Linked DNA regions of Mus musculus: region 2 is linked to region 1. Evidence: chromatin loops called from intact Hi-C (ENCODE). Cell type or tissue: left cerebral cortex. All regions are shown on one strand. Each heading gives the region's core, and the rest is flanking DNA. Links, peaks and the distances in the headings are about the cores only. Region 1 holds the start of Tmod1 (tropomodulin 1). Region 2 overlaps Tmod1 (tropomodulin 1).

Region 1 (10,462 bases), core at 885-8,884:
GCAGGTAGTCTCACCTTTATTCACGATAGACAAGCTGTGAGCTGAGGAGCTTTGGGCTGCTATTCTCTGCCGTAGGCAGGTCTAACCTGGAATACTTGAAGTACTTTGTAACTGACTAAACAGTTCTCCCGCCCAGTGGCTCAGAGAAAGGCAGGAGTGGCCACTCACTGCCCCCTCACCCCCTGTCTTCTCCTAGGCGTGAAGTGCAGCCAGTGGTCGGAGGAGGCTTCGATGGTGTTTCGAAATCACGTGGAGAAGAAAGCCCTGGTGGCGTTGGTGCAGACAGTTGTTGAGCACACTAATCCTTGGGACCGGAAAGTGGTGCTCTATCTCGTAGACACGTCGCTGCCCGACACTGACACCTGGATTCATGACTTTATGTCACAGTATCTGCTAGAGCTTTCGAAAGTTAATTAATCACTGCTTGAGATGTTGACCGCTAATGAGATTGTTCTCAAAGCAATAATACAAAATGTGTAGGAGGGTCTTAAAACATCTTATTTTTACTACATGGCTCTGACTGTTGTGGAGGATTGAAAAGAATATGCTTTGTTTGATGAAAGATATTTAACAAGTTTTGTTTAATGCAGTTGACTTTTCAAAGAAAAATTGCACTTGAATTATTAATATAATATTAGAATAAAATGTTTAGCAATATAAAACCTGATGTCTTAGTTTGCTTTCTATTCTCTTTTGTACACCATGGCCAAAAAGAAACTTCCGAGGAAAACCCTCTCCAGAGGAAAGCAAGGCAGGAACCGAAGCACAGGCTACAGAGAAGCGTTGCTTCCTGGCTGTTCCCCGGGGCTTGCTTAGTCTGCTTTCTTATAGAACCCAGGACCACAGACCCAGGGGGCTGGGCCCGTCTGCATCAGGCATTACTCAAGACTACAGGCCAGTCTGATGCAGACATTTTTTAACTTGAGGCTCCTTCTCGGATGACCGTAATTGTGCCAAGTTGATGTGTTAGCTTTGTAGTCTCGAGGCATTCTGATCCTAAGTTGAAAGCATTCATTTTCACTGATGTCTGCGTTGCAAGGTTGGGGTCATTTCGAACAAATCGAGAATGTAATGATTTCACTTTGATCCACTCTGGTGTAGTGATGTAGCAAATGTCCCCAAAGCAGAATATTTATTCTCAGTGTCTGGTACCTCAGTGTTGCTAAAGGAGGAGCCACTTATAGCACGGGGCTCCTTGTCTCAAATTTAAAAAAAAAAAAAAAAAAAAGATTGTTAGTGTGTATGTGTGTTTCTTATTTCATGTCAAATGGATCAACGTAGAAGTCAGGGAAACGTCAGGAGCTAGTTGGTTCTTGACCCTTTCATCGTCTTTAAGAATTGAACCCAAGCCATCAGTTTGGCAACAAGTGCCTTTCTTTATCTGCTCAGTCGTCTCATCCGCCCTCACCCCAAACCTTGTGTGGCTTATCATTGTCCAGCCTCGAGGGCCAGGCTTTCTACACTCTCCCTCCCTGGCCCTGTCCTCTCCAGTTGTCCTTTACCCTGGCTTTACCTGGACCTTCCCCTGGAGCCTGGACCCACTTGCCACCATCCGGAACTACTGACGTTGCAATAGTTGCAGTGATTTGATTGTTCCCCTCTGAGCTGGCCCTGGTCCTTTTTTGAAAGGTCTTGCTATATAGTCCAGGCTGGAGATCCTCCTGCTTCCAGAGTGCTGGGATTACCCCAGGCGTGGCTCTCCAGTGAAATGTGAGCATGCCTCTCCAGGTCCTGGTATCACTGCACCTTAAGAGTAGACAGCCAGCTAGTTGTCTGTCTTAGTCATCTCAAGTATGACGGCCCCTTGGGACAACTCCTAGCCATCTCTTTATCCAGTAGCACACCATGAATACCTGCTCATGGACGGATGACTCTTGAATTGTACTGCCTGACAGCATGCATACAGTCTGTACTCCCACCCTTGCCGATTGCTGGCTAACTGGTTATGGGATGTCACAGCATCATGGAACCAGGAAGAGGACAGACCATTTTAGATTCTGTAACTGTTACATGATCACTTCTTGTGTCATCCACATAGACAGAATGACATTTTGGACAGTGCAGCATGTGCTGGCTTACTGGTGGACAGACGGGCGAGTGGGTGGATTGTAAGCTTTAGCTGTGGTTAGGATGAGGTGGAGAAACCCCCAGACTAAGGGCAGAGCACTGGAATAATAAACACATTGAAGACATCCTGAAGTTCTTAATTAGAATCTTAGCATAGACAGCATAGATACAGGAGGCGTGGGAGCAAAGCAAAGTCAGGCCTTACCCAGGCTGGTGCCTTACCCAGGCCTGAGTGGAAGGTGAATGTCTGGGTTGAGCACATTGTATTTGAACTAGTAGACTGCTGGGAAGATGCTCAGAGGCTATTGGGAATAGGAAGTGAGTGGACTTCAAGGAGAAAACCAGGCTGGAGACAAACTTTCTTAAAGTCATCTTTTTATTTGAGAAAAACTAGGGAAAGCAATACTAGAAAAGAAAAGACCAGGACTTTTAAAGCTTTCCATCTTAAATGTATAAAAAATATTCTGGCCAGCCGGGCGTGGTGGCACACGCCTTTAATCCCAGCGCTTGGGAGGCAGAGGCAGGCAGATCTCTGAGTTCAAGGCCAGCCTGGTCTACAGAGTGAGTTCCAGGACAGCCAAGGCTACACAGAGAAACCCTGTCTTGAAAAAAACAAAACAAAACAAACAAACAAAGTATTCTGGCTTTTAAAAAATGTATTTTTAAATACTCATGAACACTTATGCCACTAACTAAAATAATTGTTTATTATGAAATAAAAACTCTTCCAAAATAGCAAGATTTAAGAATACTTATGCCAGTGATTAAAATAATTATTTATGATGAAATAAAAATTTTTCCAGAACATAAATGTTTGAGTTAAGGCAAAGTCATGATTTTTTAAAATGTTTTTATTAGGTATTTTCTTCATTTACATTTCAAATGCTATCCCAAAAGTCCCCCACATGCTCCCCCACCCACTCCCCTAACCACCCACTCCCTCTTCTTGGCCCTGGTGTTCCCCTGTACTGAGGCATATAAAGTTTGCACGACCAAGGGGCCTCTCTTCCCTGTGATGGCCGACTAGGCCATCTTCTGCTACTTATGCAGCTAGAGACACGAGCTCTGGGGATACTGATTATTTCATATTGTTGTTCCACCTATAGGGTTGCAGACCCTATTTAGCTCCTTGGGTACTTTCTCTAGCACCTCCATTGGGGGCCCTGTGTTCCATCCAATAGCTGCAAAGTCATGATTTTTATAGCCATGTCTTTCAGCAGCAGAAAAGAACACAGATCCCTGAATTGTACACAACCAAAGGAAGCCTTTCCTATTTCCCTGACTTAAACATTTCCATTCTTAAAGCATTTATGTTTTTTGATGGAAGGATAAAATTAGTGTGATGTGAGGTCGCTTGACACACACATGAATTTAGCCACTAGCCTGTATTGAAGTCCGGAGTCCATTCCCAGTGGACCAGAGCCCTGCCTGTGAGAGACTAAGGTAGCAAAGTACCAGACACAGCTGGCAGAGCACCTGGGAGCCAGAGACAGCTGTCTTTAAAAGGCTGGAGGAGAAAGAGCAAAGTGGAAGGATACGCACTGTTGCATATTACATATGTGGTATATGGTATGTGTCCATATTGTGTTGATATATTGGGTATTTCGGTAAAAATAGGCAAGAAGTTTGAACGAACACTTCACAAAAAAAGAAAATCCAGCTGGCCAATAAACAAAAAGGTGTCAGCAAATGTGAACACAGGGCATTGGTGTTGTGGATCAAAGCCTCAATGAATGCGGCTCCTCTCTACCAGTGTAGCTACAATGTAGCAATTCTTGTTAAACCGAAGTGGTTTAACTTAAGTGGGAACCACTTGCAAGTAGCATTAATCCTCTGCTCATCTCTCCTAGAGACTCAACTCTCCAACTCAGCTTCCTGCAGACCATGAGAAAGAATAATCTGAGCCACACTAATATTCTGAATTTCCACTACTAGCAAAGTACACTTTTAAAATAGGATGCATTCATATGGAAATACCATATTATGTTCATATGGTAAATTCGCTGGGGATGAAACCTATAAATTGAACAGTAGGAAAGAATGGTGCGTCACAAATTAGCCTCAGCAGCGAGCAAGAGGCACCAACCTGACAATAAGGGCAAGACTTCTGGAAGGGTCCACAAAACAGTGTCTTAGAAGGGAGAGGTGGGTGACTGGGGAGCGGGGTCAGGCTGTTGGTTGGCTTGCACAGGTGTTCTTACTATAAAATTCAGAAAGCTACACACTAATATGTGCCCTGAAAGTATTTACACCCACAACAAAACGCTTAAAAATAAGTCCTTGGGAATAGTAAGTCCCTGCTTTGTTTAAAAATACACCCCACTTCTCCCTTGAAAAGGACATTCTTAATAGGGCGAGGGTTTTATAATACAGTAATGCATTAGGAAAATACTTTTCAGCGTTTCTCCTTAGGCATCTAGGAATTAAGATTTCCCTCACCAAAAAATACGGTAGGATAATCCAACGGAGATGTTCCCTGTGCCTGTTTGGATTCGTTGGTAGGAGCCGTTTGTTTATTGAAACACTTAAAGGCTTCGGTTTGGGTTTAAGTGGTTTGTTCTGGAGAGAACACATTAGCCTTTTAAGAAGGAGGAACTTTCATTCCGATTATTTTAAGTGGTGATTTCGGACGCTCCAGTCTCAATGCTGTGTAGGGAGAAGGCGTTCAATTCTGCGTTGGAATTGCACGTCCACAGATGGTTATTAAGCCCTGGGCCCGTGCCAGTCCTGGCCGAGGGGACAGGTTGCCTCTTCAAAGGAAGCTAGGTGTAGCTGTGCTGACTTTACTGGAACATTCTAGACGAGAGTAAAGATCTGCGCGACTTTGTCCAGATACCTCCAACGTAGCATAAAATCAAGTTGGAGAAACCGAGAACAAGGCAGGGAACCACACATTCCCCTGCCTCCGGGGCTGGGGTGGCCCTAGATCCTAATAGCGAGTGTTGCTCCCAGGCCGGGGACCGCGCAGCACCCTGTCGCCCCTGGTAGAGCAGGAGGGCGGGGAGGGCGGCGGGTTGGGGCGGGGCGCGGTGACAGCAGAACAGGGCCCGCCCCCGGCTTCCCACCCGCGGCCGCCAGGGAACTCGCCAAGCCCCGCGTTCCGCTCATTGCCGCCGCCCGCGCTCGCGCCACCCCGCATCCCGGTAAGACCCCCCGCCCGCCATCCCTAGGTCCCCCTCGGCCTCGCGGGGCTCCCTGCCGCCGCGCCGGGGCGCAGCCATATCTGGGCAAAATATTCAGCTGTCGCAGCCGCTGAGAAGGGACTGAGCACGGTTCCCTCTATAAATAGCCGCCGCCTCGGGTGGCCTTCGGGGATCGGGGTCCGGTTCCCCAGCCTGATGATCGGGTCGCTGGCGCTAAGCGTCCCTGCAGCCTGATGCGCCCAACCCTAGTCAGGGCGCCCGGGGCACTAGACCTGGTCTCCCGGGGACCTTGGGAGCCGCCCGGGGTGCCTTGGGCATTGGCACGTTGTGAGCTGGTCACGAGCCCTCCTGGGAGTCTGGGGAGGAAGGGGATACACGCTCGGGGGACGCTGAGTCCTCTGAGCACCGATCTGGCCGGCGCCTGAAAAGTTTCCCAAACTGCTGGAACTAGCTGAGGTTTAAAGCACCAGCTGCGCTTGCCTCGCTGCGCGCAACCAGGTAGAGGCAGGAGGCCACTGGTTGTCTCCAGTTTGAGGGGCGGCCTAGGCAACCCTCCTTTCTTTTCTGGATCTCGTTTTCCTGTTTGTAAGGTGAAGTTAGGGTCCTTCAAAGAGATGGTACCCGGGGCCACGAGAGTGGCCAGGGCGTGCTCTGAACTGCCTACACTCCCCTGCACCTGTTCTGCAGTTTCAGGCAGGGTAAGGATGCTGAGGACACAGCTGCAAAAGTCAGAGACTTTGGTGGCTCTTGGAACTCAAATCCTGGCCTAGGACCCACTGTGGCCCTCGGAATAGCCTGGGAAGTGTGCCTGGGGTGTTTGGGAGCATCTCTAGGCTGAGTTGCTAGCAGCACCTCGGCAAAACAAGTGACCAAATGAACTGGGCAGGCTCAGGCAATTCAGTTCCCTGTGTGGCACCTGTGATAACTCCCTTAACCCGGAACCTCCCCAGCTCTCTGTTTAGTTACCTCTCTCAGCTTTCCCCATGAGATTCCGAAGACCTGGCAGAGCCAGACTCTAAACCCAGATTCTGGGTTCTTTCTTAGTGGGGGCTCCCTCCCACAGGGTTTATCTTTCACCCTGGGTCCCACTGTTGCCCCTGTAAGGGCTTCAGAACCCTTTGCTCAAGGTCATGCCAACCCCCACTGCAGTCTGCTTGCCTTTCCTGTCTCTACCGACCTTTCCTGGCAGGTTTGGGGACTCTGCACCCCTCTTTTGTGATCTGCTAATGTCTGGGACTTTCCCAGGCTGGAGTAATAGTGTGGAGAGTCTAGTAATAGATCCTGAAGATCGCTCCGTTTTCTCTAAAGCTATCTCCGGGCTTCACAGATAAATGAGTGAAAGGGGAATCACCCAATAGGAAGATTCTCACCGACTTCAAACCTCACAACAAACAGGCAGAGTGAAGACAGGGCGCCTGTCACTCTGGCATCTGCTCTCTAATGAGCTAGCCTTGCAGTCCACGGTTTAGACAGCCACTGGCTCTTGGGTGCCTCGCATCCTAAGTGGGAAGTTAGAGCCCTCTAAAAATAGCCCAGCCCACCTTATCAGAGTCTCACACCTTCTCTCCCTTCTTGGGCAGGGCTCTTGGCTGCAGCTTAACTACAGAACACAGGGACTAGGTGGTGTCAGCTCTAAGCAATAAAGGGAATGGCCAGGAGTTCAGGCCCCTAGCTCCAGCCCCGGCTCTGTTACCCACTCAGTGTGACCTTGAGAAATGACCTTAGTGGACAGGATGGTCTTTAGTGGCGCTGGAGTGCAGAAGAGGCAGGGCTGGAAGTCTTCTGGGAAGCCCTCTAGCTGGAGAAAAAGGAAGTGCAGGGGAGATCTGGGGCACCAGATCTGGGATGAGGACCCCAGGAGTCCAGGTGTGTGTGTGTGTGGGGGGGTGAGGGTAGAGGGGGCTGCAGCCTTCCAAGAGCCTAGTGGAGAGGTGGGCACAGTTACTACACAGGGATAGAATGCTGAGAAGTGTGGAGACTCCGTCAGAATCCAGGGTAGGCATTGGGGACTTGGTTGCAGCACAGCCGAGCATTAAAAACTAGGATTGGCTGGAGACCAAGCTGGTGCCCTCAGTTTCCCCCTGTGTACAACAGGGCTAGCCATAGTGGACACTTCATTCAGGCTGTGATAGGAAGTGATGATGGGCAAGCCCTGAGCTTCGTTAGACCCTGCCCAGTACCTTGTGAGGATGTGGTTAAGGAGACAGAGGCTGGAGCTTAAGTAGAGACAGCTCCCAACTCTCTCAGAGCGTAGATGAGAAAGGCAGTCAGAGCTGGGGCAGAGGGCAGCCCTCAGTGTTTGTGACATGGCCAGCATAAGTGGTAGAGGCAAATCAAGGGGCAACCACAGAGTGTAAGAGAATCTGAGGGGTGTGCCCATGGCAGGATTGAGGTCCTTCCTTAAGAACATGCCATATGTCACCAGCTTTGCAAGTGGCTTTCAACCCTCTAGACTTTGCTGAGCAAAAATAAAGGGGGGGCTTGGGGGTGGGGGGGAGTTAGAATGAAGCAGGCTCTGGTCTGGGCCCCTGTGTCCCCTGGCTGACTCAGTATCTGTGAGCCGTGAAGGGTGAGCTGACCCTGCTCTGGGGGCCCCATGACCTTGGCTTGCTAACTTCTGAGATGATGTCATCTATTGATGACTTCTGCTGAGCCCAGTCATATGGCTTCTTCCGGACAGTGTTTTGATTTTTCAGTCTTACTAATGGGCCAGCCCAGGCTGCCAACATTTCTAAAGAGGCCAGTTCACTTTCCCTTAAAGCCAGAACACCAGCTAGATCAATTATTTGGCTGCTAGGAGTCATTATCAGTTTAAAGCCAGGGGCCTGCTTCCTGGGATTAGCAGGAGTCACTCCCACAGCGCTGGGGGGGGGGGGGGCTGGCTCCCTTTTGTTTTATACAGTCTTCTGGTTTATTATGATGGCAACAGCCTCTGAAAGAATGAGCTCACTGGAATCAACCTAGGATGTGGTCTGGAGCCTCCTGGGCCGAGGCACTGGGTCCTTGTCTGATAGAAATGCTAAACACTCAAGCACGCACGTCCCTTGTGCCCTCCTGGAGAGGACAGGCTCCATATCACAGTGCCTGAGAGGGTGGGAAGTGGAGAAGAAGACAGGTCCCACCCCTCTGCCCCTGTCCTTTTTATACTCCGTGTTCCCTTTACCAGGCTGCCTTTTACTCTAGGATATTAGAGTAGCGCCACAGGGCTGTTGCTAAAGACGTCTGTAGTGGACCATGGCAGTAACCATTGGACATTTCCTCCAGTGCCCAAACAAGCCAAGGAAAGCAGACGCCTCTTGGCCTCACTCTGACTTCTTCATGGGCTTATCTACTGCTCAGCCTTTCTGTGCAGCTGCTTTTAGTTCTCCTGGCCTCTTGCCCCACCCCCTCTCCCATTTCTGTTAGCCCTGGGCCCCTGCATACTGCACAACGCCAGTAATAGCTCCCCAAAGATGTTTCAACCTCAGCAGACCTAGCCTTGGTCTCTCCTGTCCATCTTCTTGTGTTCTCATCTTAGTCAACAAAGCCACGGTCCACCCAGGCACCAAGGCAGAGCCTCCCTTCCACACGGCCATTCAGTAGACGCTGCCTTCCTTTACAGCTCCTATCCATTCAAAGGTCCACATTCATCATTGCAGTCAAGGACTTAGGCGTCTCTACCCCAGGCTATTGTCAGAGTTTCTTAAAAAGGGGGATTATGCTGCCGTTCAGAGAGCTTCCCAAAGCAGAGCCATGGTCCTTTCAATGTTCTTTTGGGGGGAATTCCCCATTTCCTAGTAAAGACCTGAGATTTCTTAGCATCTCACAGGATCTGGTCCCACGGTACTTTGAAATCCTTGCTATGCCTGCCCCAGATTCTTTGAACCTTCTCAAGGCTCAGACATGTTTCCCTGCCTTTACCTGGATGCTCCCTCTGCCTGGGATGCTGCTCCCCTCGAACCCCCAGAGCACCAGCATGCTCAACCTGACCTATCTGCTGCCTCTCCGTCTGGGCAGACAGGAGGCTGTTGGAGGGCAGGGTTAGTAGCTCCTGTGTATACGTAGTGGTATCAACATCACCGTTCAGTGCAGTACAGGTTCTAATAAATGGTTGACAGAGGAATGAATGGGTGAACGACCAAGGCATCACAACGAGCACACGGTACACAGCCCCCAGCCTTTACATGTTTTCCCATCCACCAGGCAGTTGGCTCCATGAGTGAGGAAGCAGACTTGGCCTGTCTCCTGTCAAGTTCCCAGCCCCTGTCAGCCCTGTCACGCTGAGCAGCTGATGACATCAATCATGCCATTTGAAACCCACAACGATCTTGTAAAGGAGAGACAGCAGGTGCCATACCTGTGTTTTATAATTAGACAGTGGACCCCAGCAGGAATCGGGGTGCATATTCCAGAGTCTCGAATTGCTGACCAGGGTTATAAACTTGAGGAACTAGAGTCTTCATATTCTATGTCAATGGTTCTTTACTGGGCATCTCAACCATATAGAATCTTTCTGGAAATATGCAGATTCTAGCTTGATGGGTACAAGACAGTGCTCAATAGTGTGAATTTCCAGAGAGTAGTTTATTTCTAATAAGCTGGACTATGCCGTCAGTAATAAGCCTAAATGCCTCTAACATGTAGCCGCAATAAAGCGGTGCTGATCTTCGTCCGCCTATGCACACATGCACTTTCTCCCGATGCTGACTCTTTTTTGGGAGGGTGGGGGAGGATGTTTCGAGACAGGGTTTCTCTGTGTAGCCCTGGCTGTCCTGGAACTCACTTTGTAGACCAGGCTGGCCTCGAACTCAGAAATCTGCCTGCCTCTGCCTCCCGAGTGCTGGGATTAAAAGTGTGTGCCACCACGCCCGGCACTGTTTTGTTTTGTTTTTCCGATGCTGGCTCTTAAGACGGAGCTTTCTAAAATCGACAGAGGAATGCCTTTGCACGCTGGCTCCAAGTGCAGGGCTCTCTCTGGTCAGCACACGGCTTACAGGCTTGGTGTCTGTGAGCTTTTGGTTAGTGTTGGGGTGGGAACCTAAGACAGCTGAGATGCTGAAACATCAGACACGGGTGTGCAGATTGAAAAGCGATAGAGAGGAAGACATGAAGAGAGACTTCCCCCGTGCAAACTCGGGTCGGTTCCAGAACTCTGGACGGCCGTGCTGTGTGCACTTGTGTGTGAGCTTTGTGAATCGAGTTCTGCTTGCTTGCTTGCTTAAAAGTGTCTGAGCTGGCTCAAAATAAGCCTAGAGGGGCAAGGAGATTAATAA
Region 2 (10,462 bases), core at 1,521-9,520, 53 kb after region 1:
CTCAGGTCGTTGGTGGCTTCCATGTCTCTAAGCACCCATGCTCTGATTCTGAGACTGTCAAGGAATGTGCCTCGCCTTGGAACAGTTTGCCAGCTCCCGGGTTCCGGGCCAGAGCCAGCTTCAGTGCCAGTACCTAGGATGTGAGAACACAGCTCTCAGCCCCCACTCCACCCAGGGTGGCGCGAGCCCCCAACAGCTGGAGAAGCCGAGGGTGTGTACACTGATCACACTGCATTCTGAGTGGACTCACAAACGGAAGGAGCCCTGCCAAGACAGAGAGAGGAAACTGAACTCAATGTTCTTTTTTAAGAGTTCAAAAATAGTCCTTTTCGAGTTTTGAGGAAGATCTACAAAAAAAAAAAAAAGGGGGGGGGGCGGAAAGGAGAAAAAAAAGTCAAGTTCCTTGGTGCTAACAATCGGCTGAGACCTACAAAGAAGGAAGCAACAGAAGACATCAGGGTTTCCTTTGCATCGAACGCTCCTGGGGGCACAAAAACAAGCCAGAGAGAAAGCCACGCTGTGTTCCTAGGGCCACTAGGCTAGTAATGACGATTTTGAGCCAGGCTCTCCCCGCCCCCACTTTTCCTTCCTTTCAGGAACCCAAATTTCCTATGATCTGCCAAGTGGTGCCCTTCCTTCTTCAGCCCGCTATCAGCACGTAAAAACCATCTCTCCAAATATGCTCTTAGTCCCAGAATTCTCCAGGTGAGGGGCTCTTTTAGACATTAGAGCTCTTGGTGGTCCAGTAGACACAGTACTTTTTGCCTTCTATACTAGGAGCATCTCTGCGGAGTCACCTATCAAACCATGTCCCCGGTAGGTGTGGGAGGGTGGTTGACAGTCCCCAGAATGCTTATTCTAGAACTCAGAAGAAGGCTAAAAATGTAAGAATCGCTGAGCCACTGCCAAGTCCCTCGGGAAGGTGAGAGTTAGGCGTTCAAGCACACACTGTTTTGTGGATTCGAAACCCAGGGATCCCAAAGAGGAAATGACCTCTACAAGGTCACCAAAAAAAGTAGTAACAACCCACGCCTCTTTGCTCCTAGTCCCCTCACACACTTCTGTGCCTCTGTCTAATCCCTTCACAGGATGCTGGAGCCCAAGCACCAACTATATTTTGCACTCTTATTTATTTATTCCCTGACCTCTCTGTGTGTGCTCTCAGTCAAAAACAGACATAAAAAAAAAAGTAGTATATTTCATATGATCCCAACCTAGGCAAACCTGAGCTCTGCTGTGGGGGTGGGGTAGGCAGGAGCACCTCCCTGGAAGATTGCCTTGAGGAGGAGCTATGACTCACCTGCTGACTCAGCCCCCGCTGCTCCCTCAGCCCACAGGGACAAAGCCTAAATTAAAACCTCGAGAGCTGGAAAGGCAACAGCTGCCTCTCTCTCTCTCTCTCTCTCTCTCTCTCTCTCTCTCTCTCTCTCTCTCTCTCTCTCTCTCCCCAGCCCTCCACGGTGATGAGCCGGCGAGGCTAATTTTAGCTGAGAAGATTCCTAGGGGAGAGAAGCAGAAGGGACTTTGAGATCATCTCGTCTTCTGGTTCTCAGTTTCCATTGGGGCACCAAAATCACCTCAAGGAACCAGGCATAGTTGGGCATGGCTGTAATCCCAACACTTGAGAGGTTGAGGCAGGAGAATCGTGAGTTCAAAGTCAGCCTGGGCTATATAGCAACACACAGAGAGAGAGAGAGAGAGAGAGAGAGAGAGAGAGAGAGAGAGAGAGAGAGAGAGAGAGAGAGGAGGAGAGAAGAGAGAAGAAAAAAGCAATCCAAAGAAGTTGTAACCCTCAGTCCGTAACAGTGACACTGTTTTAGAGCCCTCCAGATGGTCTGCATATGTAGCTGTGATTGGGGTCTTAAATCACGCTGGCTGGACACAGGAGGTCAGACAGAGGATGGCACAGAGGAGGACATAGTGAGGACCAGAACTTGAACTCCTATGTCTTCTTTAATGCCTGTCCTATTATCCCTCTACCTAAAAAACTTATCTACTGAAATGGAAATTAGAAAGCAAATCACCAACTATTTACCAAATGCCTACTATAGTCCAGGGGAGATTGAAGAGTAGTAATATCCCCCCCTGACCTCTGGAAGCCCACAGCCCAGCAGAGAAAGCATAAAAAAAAAGGTGTCCTGGCACCACCTTCGTACTGAGGTTCACTGTGGCATAGAAAGAATACTGGGAGCTGGGCGTGGTGGTGCACGCCTTTAATCCCGGCACTCGGGAGGCAGAGGCAGGCGGATTTCTAAATTCGAGGCCAGCCTGGTCTACAGAGTGAGTTCCAGGACAGCCAGGGCAATCCAGAGAAACCCTGTCTTGAAAAAAACAACAACAAAAACAAACAAACAAACAAAAAGAATACTGGGTACTGAGAGAAAGGGGGAGGAATCTAAGAAGGCTCCCTAGAGGAGAAAGAGTTGCATCAAATCTTGACGTTGTAGAGATAGGATGGTTAAACAAAATATAGATTATCCAGTTGAGTTTGAGTTTTAAATAAACAGGCTTTGTAATGTCAGCTCTTTAGGAGGCTGAGCCAGGAACATCAAAGTTCAAAGGCAGCCTTGGCTACATAAAGGCAGCCTGGGCAATAGAGTGAGATCTTATCTGAAAATAAAATGTAAAAAGAGGGTTGGGAATATATCTCAGCATTAGAGCCCTTGCCAAGCATGGTATAAGCTCCCAGGCTCAATTTCAAGACCTGGAAAAAGGCCCACAAGTTTGGAATCATTTATCTCAAATATTGAACAGGGCATATTTATGCTAAGGAATTATCATGGACCCAAAGGTCTTTTCTGGCCCAGCGTATGTCCTACTGGGAGGGGGGGGTCATCCTTGTTGTCCCACCACCTGTCCAACCCAACCTGTTCCTCTCCCCGTCTCTCCCAACCTCCAACTCCACTGGTGTGCGTCTGTGCTTCACCACCCACCATCTGCACCGCCTGCAACCTTCTTCCTGCCTTCCTTTGACTTGGCCAACGATCGATCGATCGATCATCCTTCCCTTCCCAAGCCCCCTGCTGTGCTTTTCCAGGATGTTCTTTCAGACACTTGACCCCCTCCTGAGCTTATTAGGGCTTTAACGATTGGCCCTTGCTCAGCTCTGCTTGGATTGGCCCTTGCTCAGCTCTGCTTGCGCCCACTAGGTCGTAAACTACATGGGCAGACCTCCTGCCTTTCATAGTTCAGTTCCTCTGAGCTGGCACACAGTGAATGTGCTCAGCAAATGCCAAAGAAATGAATGAGCGAAAGAATTAGCGTGTAGTCATGAAGCTGTGTTGGCATCTCCAGAAAGATCTTTCTGGCTGTTCTATGCTGAGTGTTGGGAAGTAGACAGCAGGAAGAAACTAAAGTCATGGTAACACGGCTCTGTTAATGCAGATGTCTCTCCAGGAACAATGGGGCAATGGCCTGATGGGTTCCACCCTAAGTTGGAAATCTCATAAATCAAGATGCACTTACTGCCTGGCTGAACACAACAGCACTCCTGACTGAGGGTGCCGCCATGTTGGTTTTTTTTTCTCCTGGTGATGGTAGATTGACTGAGCTCAGGTTCACTGACCTGATCTAGAATCTTGGGTATCTTATCAGATGCCTCCAGCCTAGAAAAGATAAAGATGTAAGTCACAATGCAGCTCCTACTGACGTGTAACACTTTCGATAACATCACAAGACTGAAAGATTATAATGGGACCATTGTAAGGTGACGGCAGTGAGAAAAGAACAGATTTTCAACCAGGGCAGAGGTACTGACAAGGGAGATGGGACAACCTGAGAGACCTCAGGAGGTCAAAAGGGTCTGAGGGACAGGGTAGAAGACAGAAATGCCCTCCTTGGAAAAGACTCATTCTGTTGGGTTGTGTTGGGTGGGTGTACCCATTGGACCTCAAGGAGATCTGGAAATCTGTGGCCACAACCAAAGAGAGGTCTAGGGAGGTTGGGTGTCTGAGAATCACATGAACGAAAGCTAGAATGATGATAACCCACAGTTTTACATTTTTGTGTACATGTTTCTTACCATTTCTGTGAGCAAAGCTCCCAGCATGTGGAAGATGGGTCCCCGGGAGATATTTCTGACCGCAGGAGCAGAGTCATAGACCTCCCTTTGTCCCCACAGCTATCCTGGGCATGCACACACTCATGAGCAACCAGCAGTACTACCAAGCCTTGGGCAGCAGCTCCATCGTGAACAAGGAGGGGCTCAACAGTGAGTATCCACAGCCCCACTTGGCTGCCATCCCCTCCCCTTGCAGGGCCCCGAGACTGGCTAACAGAGGGCACCTTGGAAAAGAGGCGCCTCCTCCTGCATCTCAGTGCGGTGCCTCTGATACTCTGGCTTACTGCACATCTTACCTAGGAAAATCTCTTCATCTTGTCCTTTAAGTCTGCTGGGTATTTGTCTTGTTATCAAAGCCTTCTTCATCTCAATGCCACGTTTTCTTCTAAAGGTTTTAGAGATTCACTTCTTATATTAGGTGTCTTATTCCTCCCAAAATTGATATTTTCTGTGCAACGGGATGAGATTCGACGTCATTTAGAGTGTGTGTGTGTGTGTGTGTGTGTGTGTGTGTACTTGTGGAAGCCAAAGGCCAGTGTCTGCCTTGGTTGCTCTCCACCTTATTTCTTGAGACCGTCTCTCAGTCAGCCTAGAACTCACTGACTTGGCTAGACTGGCTGCCCAGTGAGCTCCTGGGATCTCCCTGTCCCCACCTCCCCAGTACTGTAACTACAGGCACAGGCTGCTGCACCAAGATTCCTTTTCCTTTTTAAACATGGCTTCCAAGAGTGGAACTTAGGTCTTCATGCTTGTGAGACAAACACTTAGTTAAAATTTTTGATAGCTATCTATTCCCCACCCCCAAACAATATTCTTTGAAAAGTGTGTTCTTGAGAACTCTGTCTTTCTCTTCAGTTTCTCTCTCCTCTGTCCCCCTGAGACCCTCTGGCCTTTCCTGGGCCGATGTCATAGTGTTTCAATTATTCAACTGCATTGTTCTAAGATGACAGTTTGGAACCAGAGGAAAATGAGGGTGACAAAGGAATACGGATCCTTCCTCTTGGAAGGGAACTACATTTCTTCCCAGCCCGGCCCTCAGCTTACCCCCCTGGGAGACCACTGGAGATAATGAGCTGGTGGTAATACCATCCCCCCTGGACAGACAAATGCTTGAGAGTCAGACTCTCCAGGTCTTGTAAGAACTGCAGCATCCTGGGATAACCCAACCTCTTGGATTTCTCCCTGACTTCTTCCAACACATTGCAGCCCTTGGTACCCCCTGGTACCCCCTGTAATGCGCTGTCTCCCTTATACCCTGAGTTCAACCAATGCTTCTCCCCAGGGAGTCCTTTTGTTGGGAGAAAGTGACTCCTATGTTTCTGTGAGCCAGCTCCTTTTAATTCCTTACCGAAGGTGTGATCAAACCCACACAATACAAGCCTGTGCCTGATGAAGAACCAAATTCAACAGACGTAGAGGAAACGCTGGAGCGAATAAAGAACAATGACCCAGAACTAGAAGAGGTTAATCTTAACAACATCCGGGTAAAGTCCTGCTATTTTACTTCATGGGTATTGGGGGTAAGGGTTTTCATTTGGGGGAGGGAGGGTTGTCTAGGCATACTGATGCCAGCAGTCCAGGCAATATAGATCATCAAGTCCAAATGCATATTTAGATCTGGGTATTTCTAGATCAGGAGAGCATTTCATGGATGACTAGTGTCAACAGGCAAATCTCTCAGTCCTGGTTTCTTTCTGAGGACAATGCCAGGCTCAGAAGTCTACCACAGGCCAAGCCAGCCTTGATCTGGACACCTGCCACATTGTTCAAAAAACACAGAGATTCTCTGTGATAAAATTATGAGTCAGAACCACACTGCAGCACGGGACTTCAAGGCTGGCAAAGCCCTGTACTACAAAGACTCGGGGATCACAAACCCCGCTACCCCATGAGACATCACAGTTCCCTCTGGATCTTGCTTATATTCAAACTTATTTTACAGTCAGGGAAGGGAGATGTTGGCGCAGGTGCCCCCAAGAAAGACCCAAGCTGTGTGCTGTAGCTCTGTGGCTGCTTTCCTCTGTGGCCACCAGGGCAGGGTGCAGGAGGAATGTGGAAGCAAGTATAGCTGCCTGCTCTTCCCTGCCCCTCTGCTCTGCTTGAGGCCCTGGCATTAGCCATGAGAGGGGTAAGACAAGAAGCCAGCCCCCTCCTTTCTTCTCAGCTTTCCTTAGTGGCTGCCAGTTCCAAACACAATCAGATTGGAAACCTGCACCCCAGTTTTCTCCTCCACCTGGCTCCTTGTTCTTCTCCCACGGGGGCTTAGGTGACACTTTGAAATGAGAGCTCTGGGAAGTATAGCCATGGCTTCTCTGTCTCCATCTCTTTCTCTCTGTGCTTCCATTGTCTGCATTGTGAGAGATGCTGACACAATCCTTGTATGTCCTGGACTGTTAATACTGCCTCAAGACAGGCAGGCACAAGTAGTGAAAGCCCAATGAGAGGCCTCGGCCAAGGGCTTGAACTCCTGAGGCCTCAGTTTCCCTTCTGTGCCAAGAGACAGTTGGACATAGATAAGGTTTTCACCCAAGAGAGTAAAAAGCATACACCAGAGCCCAGGCCTCTGAGGTTCTGTGTGTGATGGTCTGGGGCTGGCCCGCACATACGCAGGATAAACTGCCCCTGGGACCCACAGACATGTAGCCAGTGCTGAGACCCTCTGGGACAGATGTCTCAGAGAGAAGTCAGTGTATCTTTCCATTCTGTCTTTCAGAACAGACCCAAGGAAGGGAAGAGGGTCCCCCCAGTGTCACACTGCATGTCAGATTCTGCTAGTCACTAAGTGGAAGCCAGGGTCCAGCCCCGCCCCTCTCCCAGTCCACAACATTTATACACCATCCCTCCCAGCCCCGGGCCTTGAGTGCTGCCTCTTCTCCAGCCTCCCCTTGTATGGAAGAGAGTGGGTTTTGTCTGAACATTTCAGGGGCGCTTTTATCAATCCATGTACTGGAGGATCCTCTGAGCCTCATCCTCATGGCCCATTCAGAGACTCACAAGGACCCAGCAGGGAGCCAGCCAGCATTTGGGACAGAGCTACTGTCCCCTCTCTCCGGCAGTCACTACCCCACCCCCACCCCAGCCCATGCAAGGCTGCTGTTCACTTTTCTGACTTTCTCTCTGCAGAATATTCCCATACCCACCCTCAAGGCATATGCAGAAGCCCTGAAAGAGAACTCCTATGTGAAGAAGTTCAGCATCGTGGGGACCCGCAGCAATGACCCTGTGGCGTTTGTATGTCCTGACCTCTCTGCTCTGCTGTGTAGTCAGTCACTGGGGACTCGGGCCTGGTCCCACTGATGAGAGGAGTTCTGTGTGGAGAGGGAGGAGACTCACTAGGAGCCAGGAGGGGGTACAGACAGATGAGACAGCCCACACACAATGCCCTGTGTTCACTCCAGAGCTAATCCTTGCAACTACCTGCTCCCGGTAAGGTGGGTCTACCGGGGAGGTTAGGCAACTGGCCTTGTCCAAAGTCATACACAAAAAGAGAAAAGCAGACCTGGCATCGAGCAAAGTCACTCTGACCTCCACAGCTGGTCCTCCTCCACCCAACATTCTCATTCAGGCAAAGCTCGGACCCTTCTCAGGGACTCAGTTTCCCCATCTCTCAAACACTGGCCTCATTAATGAATCCAAGGGACCAGTTTTACCTTTACCAGTGTCTCTAAAAATAACTGCCAGTCAGCCAGGTATGGTGATGTGCATGTCTGTGATCGCATTTGGGAGGTGGAGACAGGAGGATCAGAAGCTTGGGGCCAGCCTGGGTTACATGAGGCTCTCGACAAACAAATGAAGAAACCATGTTACAAAGTAAATTGTACTTATTATAAAATAACCATTCATTTTTGAAATGCCCAGTAAAAATTTCTTAACAATCTATGCATAATCCTGAATTAGACTCTGGGAATCTGACTGTAGCCAGCCTCCTGTCCCACATTCATGACCATACCCATCTGTCTGGCCTTGAAGACAGCAGAATGGCACAGCACAGTGTGGCTGTTCTCCCTCTGGGAGCAGGGGGAGAGGCAGGAATTAACTTTCCCAGGGGGATAGGGAATGGAGTAACAATCAGATCTCTTCACCATTTTAAAAGAAGTAAGACTGTTTCATTTAGTCGTTTTGAAATAACTGAGTGGGCTCACAGTGGGGGACAAAGGCAGCCCACAGACTGCCAGAGTGGGAGTGTCTAGACCTATGTCCTCTCTCTGTCCTCAGTGGATCCTGCGTCTGTCTGTAGTGACATAGCTGGCAAAACCCCATGTACTACTTGTTCATGGTTCAGAAACCAGGCTCGGAGTGCTGGCACTTAGCTCCATGCCACGGAAGGTTTGGGGGCACGGACTCCATGCCAGGCCGACAGCTGGTGGCAGGCCCTTCATACCTGCATACTTATTACCAAGTGCTGAAATGTTTCTGGCCTGTTGTTAGACCAGGTGCCAGAGCCATCATTGACTGCCTTGGTGCATGTCTCCTTCCCTCTGTTTCTCTACTGTCACCCAACACACAGGATCTGGCACATGGCACAACCAGACTCCAGGGCCTGTCCAGTTAGCAGCCTGCCCATGGCCTGGTACACCTGTCCACTGACTGTCAAATAGGGTCAATGGGCTGGCCAGGCTTTTCCTGGGAGAGGGGGTATTGCTGGTGAGGCTCAGAGAGGCCACTTACACCGATTGGGGGACAACCATTGGTCAGAGAGAAGCCATGCTTGAGTGAAGGAGCCAAAGAAGGAGAGATAGTGTCAGCATGAAGGCTTCCTGGGAGTGGAGCCTCTGGCAGGGCTCAGCAAGCTGGGGGAACACAATGGGGCAGCCATTCCTGGCATCACTTCTGACGCCCTGGCACAACGATCACGGTGTCTCAGGCCTCTCAGCTGCTGGTATCGTTTTTCCCCATGACACATCGTTTCCACCAGCTGCTAATTACCTCATTTCCTTCAGAGGCTCCGATTGTCATCTACACACCCCCAGCCCCCGCTCCCCGCCAGCCAGATCCCTCTCAAACGTGCTGAGGGCCATCTGAGCCCTACTCTGCAAGCTGGCCCTGTACTCTCTGGGGTTCAGAGGAAGACTATGTGACATTTCAACAGGGCCATAGATGAGACAAGCTGAGCTTACACAAAGGGAGATGGAGACTCCCCAGGGGTCACAGTGATCACCACTTGATGACCTACTATGTGCTGGCCACTGTGTGGTAAAAAACAGACATTAAGGTACATTTTCAGCCCAAGAGGGTAGATAGTCTAGTGGTGGAGGCATGCTAATGAGAAACATGGGAGGGCGTGGGGACACTGCGGAGATAGCTCAGTCGGTAAGGGGCTTGCCTTACAAACACAAGAACCTGAGGCAGATCCCAAGCACCATGTAAAAAGCTGATCACGGTGGCTCATATGTAATCTCAATGCTAGAGAGGTGGGCACCGGACAATCCCTGAGGCCCTCTCACCAGCCAATCTAGATTAGCAGATGAGCCCCAGGCCAATAAGAGAGACCGTCTTAAGGGAAGAAGATGGCATTTATGAAGATGACATTGGAATTGTCTCCTGACTGCCATATGCACATGCACACACATGTACCTGCACATTAGTGAACACACAAACACATGAATATGATGAATACATACACATGCCTGCATATCAGTGAACATGCATGCACACACACCACCACCACCACAACAACAAATGGATTTGAAGAATGTAGGTTCCATGAAGGAATTGTGGGTGAGTTCTGCAAGATTCCAGAGAGCAGGCCCTGGGTAGCTGGAGATATCATCGAAGCTCTTGGGAGCCAGAGGCATTGAGAAAGGCCTTGAAGGATGAACAAGGCTTGACAGGTGAAACTGAACATTCCAAGTGGTCAAATGAAGCAGAGGAAGGCTCGGGGCAGGGACGGCACTGGGTCTATGCAGTACACCCAAAGAGCCAAGGCTGCACAGGGGAGGAGAAGCAGGGCCAAAGGTCAGACGTGCTGATGAGCATATGCCAGCAGGAGTGTTCAGGAGCCAGGGCAGGTTGCAGGAGAGCAGAGGCAGAGCTATGCTTAGAAAGGTAGTGCCTGAGACTCTCCGGCCGAGCCCCTTGGTGCGTTTGTGGATCTGCTCAACCCTTGCCCAGGGTAACTCACAAAGTCCTGCTTTTCTCTCACCATCAAGGCCCTTGCTGAAATGCTGAAAGTGAACAAGGTGCTGAAGACCCTGAACGTGGAGTCCAACTTCATCTCTGGAGCTGGGATCCTGCGCCTGGTGGAAGCTCTCCCCCACAACACTTCTCTGGTCGAGCTGAAAATCGATAACCAGGTGAGTCAGGCGGTGGTCTGCTCATGCCATTCCCCACACAGGGTAGTCAGCACCTGTGGTTAGGCAGAGCAGAGGACACTGATGGTAGATGCCCCAGAGTCTACTGTGT

What was found. A loop is a pair of places that touch in the nucleus more often than their neighbours do. Peaks named below come from ENCODE experiments on the same cell type or tissue, not always from the same donor. Only the 100,000 strongest peaks of a DNase experiment are listed, where the experiment ranks them.
Region 2: a loop joins it to region 1, with 4 times the contacts of the local background. A loop is called at or near these places in 9 of 42 quality-filtered maps.

What each region holds. Positions count from the first base shown.
Region 1 is chr4:46,034,100-46,044,561 of GRCm38, forward strand. Tmod1 (tropomodulin 1) reads left to right here and starts at 5,123. Exons shown (of 10, transcript NM_021883.2): 1 at 5,123-5,210. Tdrd7 (tudor domain containing 7) reads left to right here. Exons shown (of 17, transcript NM_146142.2): 17 at 197-666. The coding sequence ends at 417. In left cerebral cortex, for the core only: CTCF peaks have their summits at 5,156, 7,000 and 7,211; DNase peaks (open chromatin) are centred at 4,997, 5,625, 5,864, 6,658 and 2 more places; H3K4me3 peaks cover 3,043 bases; H3K27ac peaks cover 3,265 bases.
Region 2 is chr4:46,086,726-46,097,187 of GRCm38, forward strand. It overlaps Tmod1 (tropomodulin 1), which reads left to right. Exons shown (of 10, transcript NM_021883.2): 5 at 4,121-4,210; 6 at 5,414-5,544; 7 at 7,184-7,291; 8 at 10,210-10,353. Among named protein-coding and RNA genes, the nearest start is that of Gm52729, 15 kb to the left of the region's middle. In left cerebral cortex, for the core only: a CTCF peak has its summit at 6,080; DNase peaks (open chromatin) are centred at 2,671, 2,891, 3,253, 5,416 and 3 more places; H3K27ac peaks cover 5,366 bases.